2 separate regions of the Homo sapiens genome follow, and region 1 is linked to region 2. The links are chromatin contacts, found by Hi-C in ENCODE. All regions are on one chromosome and are shown on one strand. The core of a region is the stretch at or near the end of the contact, and the rest is flanking DNA. Distances in the headings are between cores, read along the strand shown. Region 1 has its middle 35 kb from the start of MIR4261. Region 2 holds the start of CYS1 (cystin 1).

Region 1 (6,379 bases), core at 3,480-5,979, 150 kb after region 2:
GTGGGGAAGCATTGGAGGAAGGTGGTCCTGGTCCCACTAGCCTCCCAGAGGCCTGGCATGTGAATAGCAACACTTTGGCCAAATGCGCTCGGTAGCCATCATAGCCCCAGGGCCTGTGAGGAAGAAATCATCCTTTGGTGACTGACCTGGCAGGTGAAAGAGGTACCAGGGGTGATGGAGGCCCTGAGTGAGGGGGCATCATCAGGGAAGATTGTCCCAACCCACCAGGAGGGGAGAGAACGGGCACAGTTACCTTTCGAAGCATCCCGGCGTAGGTCCTGTGCTGGGCCCTCAGGAGCATCAGGCCTTTCCATACTCAGCAGTCAGGCAGCAGGAAGGTGTCACTCTCCCCATCCTGCTGCCAAGAACCAGGGGCTCAGATGCCACTGACGACTTCCACCCCGGTCCTCTGCCTCCTTTCATGTCCCCCTGTGGATGAGGGGGACATCGGTCATCTCTGACCCTCATGGCGTTCCAGGAGAGAGCAGGAGAGAGATTGCTGTCCTCAGCCTGGAGGCGGGGTGGGGGTGATGAGGACCAGAGGGCCGGGCGCGTTGTCCAGGAGGCTTGGGATGTCCCTGGGACCCAGGTCTCCCTAACTCTCTGCCGTGGGCCGAACTGGGTCCCCCAAAAAGATATTCAAAGTCTTAAACCCCTGTGACCTTGTTTGGAAATGGAGTTCTTCGCAGATGAAATCCAGTTAAGATGAGGTCACCCTGGAGTAGGTTGGCCCCTGAATCCAATGACTGGTTTCCTTGTGAGAGAGGAGAAGAGACCCCCAGTGAGAATGTCAAGTGACAACAGAGATTGGAGTGGCGTGGCCACAAGGCAAGGAGTACCTGGGGCTACCAGAAGCTGGAAGCGGCAAGGAAGGACTCCCCGTGCCCCCACCCCCACAGGCTTCGGAGGGAGCTGAGCCCTGCTGACAGCTTGAGTGCGGACTTCTAGCTTCCAGAATGAGGAGAAAATGCATCTCTTCTGCAGTTGTTGTTTTTGAGACAGGCTCCCTCTGTTGCCCAGGCTGGAGTGCAATGGCAAGCAGCCTCTACCTCCCCGGTTCAAGCAATTCTCCTGCCTCAGCTTCCCGAGTAGCTGGGACTACAGGTGCCCACCACCACGCCCGGCTAATTTTTGTACTTTTAGTAGAGACAGGTTTCATCATGTTGGCCAGGCTTGCCTCAAACTCCTGACCTCAAGTGATCTGCCCGCCTCGGCCTCCCAAAGTGCTGGGATAACAGGCGTGAGCCACCGCGCCCGGCCACATCTCTGTTGTTTGAAGCCACCCCATCTGTGGAACTCTGTTAAGGCAGAGTCATAGGGAACTCACACACCCTGTAAGCTCAGCGTGACCCGGCCACCGGGACATGCAGCTGGGAGTGCTGAGTGGGGAAGCGGGGAGGGTGAGGGAGGGAGACGACTGCCCACTCTAGGTCACAAACGCCCCAGAGTCAGCCTTGGCCCATTAAGGAAGGAGTAATAACACCAGCCTGCTCCCCTGCCCTCTCCTGAGGCTGGGCTGTCATCACAGAGCGCTAAAGACACCTTCCCTTTGAATTGGAAACAATGTCCTCCCAGCTGCAGCACCTGAGCCAGAAGCACAGGAATGCTTTCAAAGGAGGGAGGGTGTGACCCCAAGAGAGGTTCAGATGTTCATTGAGCAGGCCTCCCTGCACCTGGGCCGCCAGGCTGGGTTAACTCCCTCCGCCCCAGGAGCTGTCAGGCAGCAAGCTCCCTTCATTCAAGGCTGCCTTGCCCTGCAGGTGGGCTAGCCACGGCCTCTCTCACTCCTCTCCCCTCTCTCCAGCCCCCTTGATTGCAGTTGCTGGTGGCTGCTTTATTCTGAGGCTGAGTCCTCCCTTTATCCTCTGTCCCAACTCTGGTGGCCTGGCTGGGAGGTCCTGGGCTGAGGCCATAGGCCCTTTGCACCCAGAGCCTACCTCCCAATGCCCCTGCTGACACGGGTCTTGGTTTTGTGCTCTCAGTGGGCCTCACCGCTCTGCCCCGTGCAAGGATGCAGCCGTGCCAAGACCCCAGCACAGGCTTGCCCAACTTTGTGTCACTCCCCGAGACGTTCCCAGCATGTGAAGGTCCAGAAGTCACTAGAAGCCCAGGTGGCTGTTCCCCAGCCTGTAGCCTCTGCCTTCTGAGCCTCCAGAGTACACAGCTGAGTTGTTTACGGCCCTGAACTTTGCAAGCCTCTTACGCAGCATTTCAGCTGCGACCTGGAAGCTTTTGAAATATTAAAATCTTGTTAGCTCCCTGAGCTTTTCCAGGGCTTCGGAGTCCAGTGACTTCCTCTGGTTTCACAAGTCAAATTCAGGCCATGGCTCTTCGCCTCCCTTTGCAGGGTGAGCTGAGGCTTCGAGAGGACGCCTCTCCCTGTCTCCGTCACCTGCCCTTAGCTCTTGGCCTGATGCCTGGTGAAGACTTATGGGTCCTCTCCTGATCCACCCTCACCTTGGCTGTGGCACTCTGATGGGGAGTCCTGGCAGCCACAGCGGCCCCCATAGCGGGCAGAGCTCTGACCCCACTTTATTAGTGGGACCCAGCCCAGCCAGGGCTCGCCAGGGCTCTCTGTTGCCTGACTTGGGATTTCTGCCTGTGTTCCACGAGTCACAGCAGATGAGGTGTTCCGGTTATCTACCGCTGTAAGAAATCACCCCAAAACACAGTGGCTTAAAACACCAAGATTTTATTCTCTCTGATGGCTTCTGTGGACAGGAATTTGGGACACACCCAGCTGGAAGGGCCTAGCCTGGGACCTCAGATGGTTGCAGTCAGATATGCCTAGAGCTGGAACAGTGAGGCTGAAGCCTCTTTTCTTGTAGCCTCTCCTCTCCCGCAAGCCAGAGGAGGAGCCACAGAGGGTTGCTAAGTTCCCTTCATACCAAGGGAGGAAATTTTAAAAAATAAGGACCCACCATCCGTTCTCCCCATCACTTCATAAAAGAATGGATGTGCCAGGTGCAGTGGCTCATGGTTGTAATCCCAGCACTTTGGGAGGCCAAGGCAGGAGGATTGCTTGAGCCCAGGAGCTTGAGACCAGCCAGGGCAATATAGAAAGACCCTGTCTCTACTAAAAATTTAAAAAAGTAGCCGGGCGTAGTAGCATGCTTCTACAGTCCCGTCTACTCTGGAGGCTGAGGCGGGAGGATTGCTTGAGCATGAGCTGTGATCGTGCCATTATGCCACTGCACTCCAGACTGGGCAACAGAGTGAGATCTTATCACTTAAAAAAATGGATGTAGTTATACATCTGAGTGCAAAGGTCAGTTATTCACAGTGGACATATTTGCTTTAGAAAAAACTCACCCCACAGATATTGTTCTCCTTTTGTTCCCCACCAGCAAAAACTTGATCCCAGAGGCACATTCCCTGGCCCTGGACTCCCCTTTCACAGGGTTGGAGCAGGACTCCAAGGTCAAGGTTCCTAACAGCATGGCCCAACCCCAGGCAGCCCCTGTACGCTTCCTCCTGCCTGCAGGACAGAGACCTCTGGCCAGTCAAGGCCACGGATTTCAATAGAAAACCCATCGAGAGCTGCTTGCCTGTCTATGGGGGAGGGAAGATGCTGAAGGCAAGGCTCATACAGGCCGGGAATCTGTCTCCACGCCCCTGCTAGCCTGTGAGAACAGAGGCACTTAGTGTAGTCCAGGATTCATTCTTTTGTCTCCTAGGATCCCTCCCCTTAGAGCTGCCTTCTATTTTTTTTTTTTTTTTTTGAGACGGAGTCTCGCTCTGTTGCCCAAACTAGAGTGCACGAAATCTTGGCTCACTGCCAGCTCCGCCTCCCGGGGTTCACACCATTCTCCTGCCTCAGCCTCCCGAGTAGGTGGGACTACAGGCACCCGCCACCATGCCTGGCTAATTTTTTGTATTTTTAGTAGAGATGGGGTTTCACCATGTTAGCCAGGATAGTCTCGATCTCCTGACCTGGTGATCCGCCTGCCTCGGCCTCCCAAAGTGCTGGGATTACAGGCGTGAGCCACCGTGCCCGGCCAGAGCTGCCTTCTTAGAGTCCCTCGCTCTGAGTCACTGCCTGGAACGTCGCTGGCTGCAGGAAGCCCGTCCTTTTCCTTGGAGCTGAGTACTTCTTGCCCCTTAATTGAATGACCCCATACTGTGGTTTGTCCCCTCATCTTTCATTTGCAGGAAAGCGTTTCTTTTCTGTCTCCTCTTCCAAAAGGTCATTTAAAATCAGATCTCAGCTGTGGGGCACAGGCTTTGAGACTTTTTGTTTTGACAGCCTGGAAGCTTCCTTCTTGTTCTGTTCTGTTCCAACTAGGAGAGGTCGTGCCCAGGTGCCTCATGGATGATGGACAGTTAGAGCCAGCTCCATGGCTCCCGAGAGCCTGGAATTCCATGGGAGGAATGGTGGAAGCTGGTTGTTAAAATGTGGTTGCTTGGCGGGAATCTTTACACCACTGAAATGGGAACCATCCCACACAGTGTCTGACCCCACTTAGTGAGGGGGGTTCAGCCCTGGCTCACGCTGCAATGTCTGGGAGGCCTTTATGTCAAGTGCCTGGGCCGCACCACAAGCTAATCAAATCGAAGTCCCTGGGAGTGAGGCGGGTGCACTGGCATTTTAAATTCCCCTGGTGATTTCAATGCACAGCCAAGGTTGAGAGCAAGGCGAGCGGCTCCTGTGTAGAGATGTCTGCCCCAGGAGACACGATTGATCAGCCAACTCCCTCCCAGGCGCCACTGCTCACTGCCCAAAGCAGGGCTGGGGGCTGTCTGGGAATAGGGCAAGACTTCTCCTTCATTGAAAAAGGCTGATCTATGTCCCAGACCAGCACCTGGTCCGAGGCCAGTTATTTACCCAGTTATTTAACTGAGCTCTTTATCTTCTTGGTCAATAAAAAGCACCATGAAAGCTCTGATATCAGGGAGGGGCGGCCAAGCACACCTTTCCTGGGAAGCACAAATACACCGTGTTTATTAAGGTGCTTGGCGACCTGGGGCGAGTCCCTGCCCCACCCGGAGCATCTGTCTCCAGGTTTAAATGCGGGTGTTTTGCTGAGAGATGGCAAGGCCTCGTCAATGCTGCCCCCTCAGACTGCCCAGGCTGAAACCATGGCCTTTTTTCTTTTAAACACACAGACTCAGAAGGGAGGAGCTGAGCCCAAGGCCCCAGGTAGGGGAGCTGGGCCGGGCTGCCACTGACGTACGGGCTCTAGGTGCCCTGTCTCAGATGGCTCTGCAAAGAAGCTCCGAGACTGGGCCTCCGGGCCTGAGGAGAAGCGTGAACAGGGGGAGGGTGGGGGGCTCCACAGGGGGTCAGGGGCTGGAGGATTGGGGTGGAGCAAACCAGGAACCCACCGTTTCAGGATGTCTTCACTCTTTTTGTTGGCAGCAGCCTCAAAAGCTGAATGGAGCCAACTTCATCATCCTCTTCTGAATGATCTGATTCAAGTGGGGCCTTGCTGGGGAAACTGAGGTCCAGCCACCAACAGCAGTCACGATGCTCCTGTAGCTCCCTTCCCCCAGTTTACTCCCAGAAAGGTCTACATTGTCAACAGCCACAGGGCTGACCCTCATTTCCACGTCCAGGCCCTGGCCAGGGCCATTGCTGGAGCCCAGCTAGGTGTTCTGCTGTGCCCCACCTGGGAGCTGTGCCCCATCCCTCTTCCCTGCAGCACCCACTGACTCGCCTGGCCATGGGGCCTGGGCCCTCACTGTTGCAGTGCTTCCCATTCTGTTCCGTTTCATTTGGAATTGTTCTTCCAGTGTTTAGAGTGTTCCTAGAAAGGGACTGTAAGCGCCACCAGAAGAAAGGTCATTTGGTATCCTGTCCCGATTACCAATTCAGGCAGCATGAAGAGAAGGGAAGTGAGTGGGACTTGGGCCCAGAGAGTCCTGAGTCCAAATCCTGATCTAGTCCGTTAGCAGCCTGAGCCTCTTATTCACCCACAGAGCGGATGAACCCTCCCTGTAGGAGAAGCTGCAAGCTCTTCCCGAGATATCCATTTCCTTGTCTTTCCAGGTACACTCCCCACCCCCTCCATTTTTTTTTTTAGACTAGATCTTGCTGTGTCGCCCAGGCTGGAGTGCAGTGGATCAATCTTGGCTCACTGTAGCCTCAACCTCCCAGGCTCAAGGGATCCTCCCACCTCAGCCTCCTGAGTAGCTGGGACTACAGGAGTATGCCACCACACCCAGCTAATTTTTTTGCTGTTTTGTAGAGATGAGGTATCACTATGTTGCCAAGGCTGGTCTAGAACTTTTGGGCTCAAGCAATCTGCCTGCCTCAGCCTCCCAGAGTGCTGGGATTACAGTGTGAGCCTCCACACCTGGCCTCCAGGGGCACTTTCCATCCTCCTAACAGCTCGGTGTGAGTGAGCTTCAGCCAACTGAAGGCAAATGGAGCAAGGCA
Region 2 (6,572 bases), core at 231-2,730:
CTAAAATTAACTGCCTCCTTGCTATGTGTGAATTCCTCCCAAATTTCTCAGCTATTTGTCCAGGCAGTGTTATATAACTGCAGGCTGATGTGGTATTAAAGGAATCTTGTTATATAATTCAGCCCTACTCACTGCAGCTCGCTTTTCCTCTTTAAAGACCGTAAGGGAGAGGAGCAGGGAACCAGGGCCAGAGGGAGAGAGCTCTGTGCACTGTCGCCTGGGGCTGTCCCTCTCCCCCACCCTCCCTGGGGCCTTTTCAGGATTCCTTGGTGCGGTAGCCACCCAGGAAGGCATCTTCCTCGGCTCCCAGCGGCTGCTAAGCAAAGCCTCCCGGGCCTCAGGGAGGAGGACGAGGCCCTTGGCATCCTCCCCGAGCCCGGGAGCGGATGTTAAAGATCTTGTTCATTCAGCTCTGCTGGAGCGAAGACGGTTGCCAAACCAGAGTGCTTGTTTTATTGTTTTTTTAGAACAGCAGGACTGTTATTACGAGTATTCAGGGAGAGAGAATAGGAAGCGCAAAAGAGATTCCGCAGCATCCTAAAAATATCAGTAACATGAGAATTGCCTGCCCAGCAAGGCAAGGATCTGGACCGGTGGGCGCGGCAGGGCGCTTCTGAGCCACCGTCTGGCTGCCGTGCCACCACCGCCGGCGCCCCGCTCCAGGGCGGCCCGGGAAGGCCAGGCGGGGCCGCGGGCCCGAGGGGAGCCGGGAGCCCGGCGCGCTCCGCCTAGGGGTGTCCTTCCTCGGCCGCTCCCAGCGCGATCGCCCCCACGCCTGGACACAGACCCGGAGACGGGGCAGAGAGGGAGGAAACCTGGGGGCCCAGGGGCGGGGAGGCCGGGGCAGCGGGGAGCACGCAAGTCGGAGGCTGGAAGGGGGCGCAGCGCGACCGGCGCCCAGGGCTGGGGCGGGGACGCGCGGCCGGTGAGTGGGGTCCCCGCCGTCCCCCGAGGCCCTGCGGCTCCCACACTCACCGCGCTCCCCGCGACCGCGGTGGGTCGGAGCCGGGCTGGGCGGCGCGGGGCGGGCTCCGGGGGGCCCCAGGCCGCCGACTCGGCCAGCAGCTCGTCCAGCAGGCGCAGCGTCTCGTCCCTGCCGTCGGGGGGCGCCACGGGGCTGGGGTCGCGGCCGGGCGCCTCCTCCGCGGCTGCCCCCGGGACCTCGGCCGCCGCCACCGGCACCCGCCGGCGGGTCCCGCCCTCCAGGGCTGCCGCTCCGGGCCCCGCGGGGAGGCTCTCGGGGCTGCGCCGCCGCCTCAGAGTCCGGCTGCTCCGGCTGCTGCCGCTGCCCATGGCGCGCCCGCCGCCTCCCGGACCGCCGAGGGGGCCCCCATGAGGGGGCGCGGCCGGGGGCGGGGACGCTAGGGGGTGCGGCCGGGGCGGGCTGCAGGGGGAGGCGCGGGGCGAGGTCCGGGAAGCGACCGCGGCCAGGGGCTAGGGTTCCCGGGCGGGGGTCGCGGCCGGAGGACGGGGGTGCGAGCCGGAGCCTGGGGAGGGGCGGGCGAGGCAGGGCTGCATAGGCGTCCCGAGGGGGCGCACACCGGCCCTAGGGAGGGGCGGGCCCGAGACCCCGGCGAGGAGCACCGGGTGCGGGCGCGGCCTCCCCTCCCGGGTCTCCCCCTACAGTCCCCCCACTCCCGCCCACGGGTCCCCTCGCTCCCCGCCGTCGGGTCAGCCCTGTCCCGGCCTTCTGGAATTGCTGAACCCTGCGGGGGGCCCGGCTGAGTTTGTTCATTTATGGAAACGCTCCCCAGACGACGCTCGCCGGGCCCGTGGGAGGCCGCGGGAGCTTGGGGGGACTTCCCAAAGCCTGAGCCCCCTAGCGATGCGCGGGGTGGGCGGGGGAAAGACCCTGAGGGCTGCGCGCGCTGCGTTCGCGAGGTCCGGCCGTCAGTGCGCCCCGACCTTTCAGTGTCCGCCAGGCCTGAGACGCCCCGGGAGGGAAGGGGCGATCCTCCGGGCACCAACAGCCCCCTCCGGCCTTCTCCTTCCCTCTGTTGCCCCAGCGGAGACTGGATGTGTGAAGGTTGAGCCTCATCAAAACCTCCAAATAGTCACTACTTTTGGGAAAGAAAAACTTTGAAAATGAAGGAGAAAGGCAAAGCAACCCCCACCTCGCCCTCCCCCCGCCACAGGAAAGAAGCAAAAGGAAATACCTAGGTGGTGGTCATAAGTCTAGCTTTTGGTCTCGGATTTTTTTTTTTTTTCCCTTAACCGCTTTTCTTTTTAAGTGAACTAACCACAACCCAGACTAGAAAACACTCCAAAGCTGCCGAATTCAAACCCAGCGAGCCTTCCTGTTGGTTGGTTCTGTGTTTTACTTAAATGTGATTACTTCCTTCCCTTGCCCACCTCCTGCAACTTTAAATTCCAGCCTTTCCAAGACAGGGCAATTCAAAAGTCCTGGGTTTAACTCACCTATCTTGACTTGACATTAACTTTTATCCTGATTGATTGGATTCCAGAATAATTGTGAAAATGGAATTTCGGCTAAACTTTCCCAACCACAGACTTGAAATTCTACTATTTTATCACTTCAGGAGTAGACATTAAAAAACATATGCCTAAGAAAATGGAATAAAAATGGGACTCAGATTCACATCCATTTATTTTTATTATTAAGAGAGAACAAGAGGCCGGGCGCGGTGGCTCACGCCCGTAATCCCAGCACTTTGGGAAGCCGAGGCAGGTGGATCACGAGGTCAAGAGACCGAGACCATCCTGGCTAACACGGTGAAACACCGTCTCTACTAAAAATACAAAAAATTAGCCGGGCGTGGTGGCGGGCGCCTGTAGTCCCAGCTACTCAGGAGACTGAGGCAGGAGAATGGCGTGAACCCGGGAGGTGGAGGTTGCAGTGAGCCGAGATCGCGCCACTGCACTCCAGCCTGGGCGACAGAGTGAGGCTCGTCTCAAAAAAAAAAAAAAAAAAAAGAACAAGAAAGTATTTATAATCTAGCTGGACGTGGTGGCTCATGCCTGTAATCCCAACACTTTCAGAGGTTGAGGCGAGCAGATCACTTTAGGTGAGGAGTTTGAGACCAGCCTGGCCAACATGGTGAAACTGTCTCTACTAAAAATACAAAAATTAGCTGGGCATGCTCACTTGAACCCAGGAGGTGGAGGTTGCAGTGAGCCGAGATCACGCCACTGCACTCCAGCCTGGGCAACAGAGCTGGACTCTGTCTCAAAAAAAAAAAAAGAAAGAAAGAAAAGAAAAGAGAGAGAGAAGAGAGGTGAGACAGAGAGGGAAAAGAAAAAGAAGAGAAAAAAAATGAGGCTGTAATCCCAGCACTTTAGGAGGCTGATGCGAGCGGATCACTTCAGGTCAGGAGTTCGAGACCAGCCTGGCCAATAGGATGAAACCCTGTCTCTACTACAAATACAAAAATTAGCCGGGCATGGTGAAGGGCACCTGTAGTCCTAGCTGCTCGGGAGCCTGAGGCAGGAGTCACTTGAACCCGTTAGGCGGAGGTTGCAGTGAGCCGAGATCGCACCACTGTACTCCAGCCTGGGCAACCAAAGAGACTCCGTCTCAAAAAAAAAAAAAAACAAAACAAACAACAACAACAACAAACAATAAAGAAAAAGCAAAAAGAAAAGAAAAAAAATTTTTTAAAGGGAAGTATTTATGATCCCCCCTGCCTTTTTTTTGAGACGGAGTCTCGCTCTGTTGCACAGGCTGTAGTGCAGTGGCCGGATCTCTGCTCACTGCAACCTCCGCCTCCCGGGTTCAAGTGATTCTTCTGCTTCAGGCTCCTGAGCAGCTGGGATTACAGGCACGCACCACCACATCCGGCTAATTTTTGTATTTTTAGTAGAGACAGGGTTTCACCATGTTCGCCAGGCTGGTTTTGAACTCCTGACCTCAGGTAATCCACCTGCCTTGGCCTCCCTAAGTGCTGGGATTACAGGCGTAAGCTACCGTGCCTGGCCTCTCCCCCCCTTTTTTTTGATGTGCCATCTTAACCATCCAGGTGTAGGATGTGGGGCCAAACACAGATGTCATTTGGGTGCGCTAAGTCTACAGATGTGTCTCGTTTGGAAGCTATTGATATAAGTTTTTAAGAAAACAAATCTCATCTTGAAACTCTTTAAACCCCAAAGAACAACAACACTTAGAGGCAAACGAGATTTTTCTTGAGTTCACTCAGTTTAATGATTTAAAGGAAAACATGTTTTGCTTCTGCCTAAATAGAAGCTAGTCATGTGACTCATGTTTAAATACATCCACAGCTCCCTGTGTTCACCTCCCAGGGCAACCAATTTTTCTGGCCACTCTTGATTCCAACACTGTTTCCCAAAACTTGTCATTAGCTCCGCTTCAGCGGGAGGAATGCCAGAGCCAGCATTCTTTCCACTTTGAGAGAACATTTTAAAATCTGCTACATTTGTAGACCTGGCTTCCATCAAATATGCTGAAAACTCAGATTGATTTTATTAGAAGCTTCCCATAATAAGCAAACAACCTAAAAGCTTTCCGCATGACTAATGTCCCTAAGATCGTCTCTAGAATTTTTGTCCGAAAGAGTTAGCAACGTCTCAGGAATATTGGAGAACTGAAATGGGGTGTAATCCTTCTTAAGAAAATATCTGGCAGTCACACCTGCAGCTGAAGGATTCTTTTATGCGGTGATAGTGCTCGTGGGTGCTGGTGATGGTGGGTGGAAGGTGAAGCCCAGTTTGGGAACTCTCTGCTTAACTCTGGGAAAATAGAACTTCCTTTCCTTAAACAAATTAAACCCTGGAAGAGGACTACAGTTGGTGATACTTTTCGGAAGGACTCGGGCGCCCGAACGATGTTTTCCTTGGTTTCAGGAGTAGCCAGGCATCTACTGCAGATGAAGCCAGTTCCTCCCACCACGACTCATGGACCAGTCATTACAATAGCCTGCCAAACCAACCCACCTTTCAAAACCCCACTCCAGGGCCCCTGCTTCAGGACTCGCAGATCTACTCTCCCTGCTCAGATATCCTGCAGTTTCCCACCAATCATGGCACTCCCAAGCCGTTACGTAAGAAAGATGTGTTGTGCAGGTGCTGGTTCTTATGAATATGCAGACAGATAATATTTGCATTTGGGTGATAAATGAGACGGCATTTGAAACATAAGCAAGCCATGTTTCTATTTTTAATGCTTAATCGGTAACTTGAGAGAGCCACAGTGCTATTAACGAATGCTGATATGTTTGGACAGCAGCAGCCCACATAATTGCTATTGTCTTTTACCAAAGTGTCCAAGCTTTTGTATTTGGTTTCATGGTTTCGGCATCAAGAGGGGAAAACAAAATATAAGGGTGAATCACCATTATTCATTAAGGACAATTAATGAGTTACAGAACTTTTTTCAATATTTACTCAGAAATAAGATACATGAGGTCCTTAGGGTTGGCAGGTCCAGGTCATGGCTGATTTGGTGCGTTCTATAACACTGTAAAAAATTCTGACAGTAAAATGACAATGACTTGTACCCCATCTAAACAAAAGGTTTAGCACTGGAATTTACGATGCATACTTTCCATGACTAGAGCAGTTCTCGTTTAGAGGCATCTCATGGCTTCTGGCTCAAAACAGCAGACCGGGTGCAGAGTTGCCTTCTCTTGGTACTTGCGACTTTGCTGGAATTAAGATAAAAGAAAAAGGGATAGAGGAGGAGTTGTAAGAAGGAGGGAAATCACAAAGGAGAGGTTTCAACGCATTTCTGAAAGATGGAAAACTGACAGTAGAGAGCTGCCAGATGACACAGGCTGAGCAATTGCAGTCTATGCCATGATGACAGACGCTGGAGAGGAAACGGGGTCAATGGACTGACAGATGAGACTCCGGGACACAGTCAGCGGGTATAAAAGGAGATGGGAGTGAGAAGTGGGCATCGGACCTAAGGAGCGATTAAGATCTTTACATGGGACAAGGGCATCATCCCCCACTGACTCCTGCTTATATTTAAGAAAAAAAAATGACCAGGTAGCTGATGTGGTTTCACTCCGCTGCCATGTGTATAAGACTCTTTTCCCATTGGATTTTTACTCCGGCTAGGAATTTAGACCGGGGGGCGGGGGGTGGTGGGTTTGTGGGGTGGGGTGGGGTGGACAGGCTTCGATTAGCTGAGCAGGCAGGAAGCTGGCCGCCTTGAACTGGAGCTACTTGAGGTTCAGGTGCCCATCCCTGGCCCACTGAGTAAGACGATGTTTGTGTGGGACTGTCCTGTCTCCAGGGGCAATGCACACAGCAGCTGAGAAAGATCCAGTACAGTGTCCACAGCCGCTGGCCTCAGTGAACGTAAGCTTCCTTCTCCTTGCAAATCTGCTACACAAAGTGATCTGTGAGCTGACTCCCCTGTCCATGAACCCACAGTTTTGAGTGTGAGATTTGGAGGCCACTCAAAACATACTTGGACCCTAGGCTTTGGTGGGGTCATTTATCATCCTGAGGACAAGGTTTGAGGGGAGAGGGAGGGCAGTGCTGGGAAAGGGAATTGAGTCTGTGTAAATTTGACCATTAACGTGTAATATTTATTACAGAGGTTAACCTTTAAATACTGTTGGCTAAAAAGAGTGTGCAACAAACATAAA

The links. A loop is a pair of places that touch in the nucleus more often than their neighbours do. Pooled maps may share reads with other maps.
Region 1: a loop to region 2 is called in a map of Caco-2, with 2.1 times the contacts of the local background. The contact joins the enhancer-like site here to the promoter of CYS1 in region 2. A Hi-C loop is called at or near these places in 1 of 168 maps with a recorded cell type or tissue (Caco-2), 1 of 37 single-sample maps with no recorded cell type and 1 of 50 pooled maps.

The regions. Positions count from the first base shown.
Region 1 is chr2:10,224,061-10,230,439 of GRCh38, forward strand. No RefSeq gene overlaps it. Among named protein-coding and RNA genes, the nearest start is that of MIR4261, 35 kb to the left of the region's middle. RefSeq lists an enhancer at 1,909-2,518. Within about 2 kb of position 4,730, at least 3 of the 41 ENCODE cell types and tissues checked have a DNase peak (open chromatin) inside an H3K27ac peak, as active enhancers do.
Region 2 is chr2:10,078,931-10,085,502 of GRCh38, forward strand. CYS1 (cystin 1) reads right to left here and starts at 1,481. Exons shown (of 3, transcript NM_001037160.3): 1 at 976-1,481. The coding sequence starts at 1,293. RefSeq lists silencers at 616-955, 1,026-1,265, 1,326-1,385, 1,556-1,795 and an enhancer at 4,040-4,099.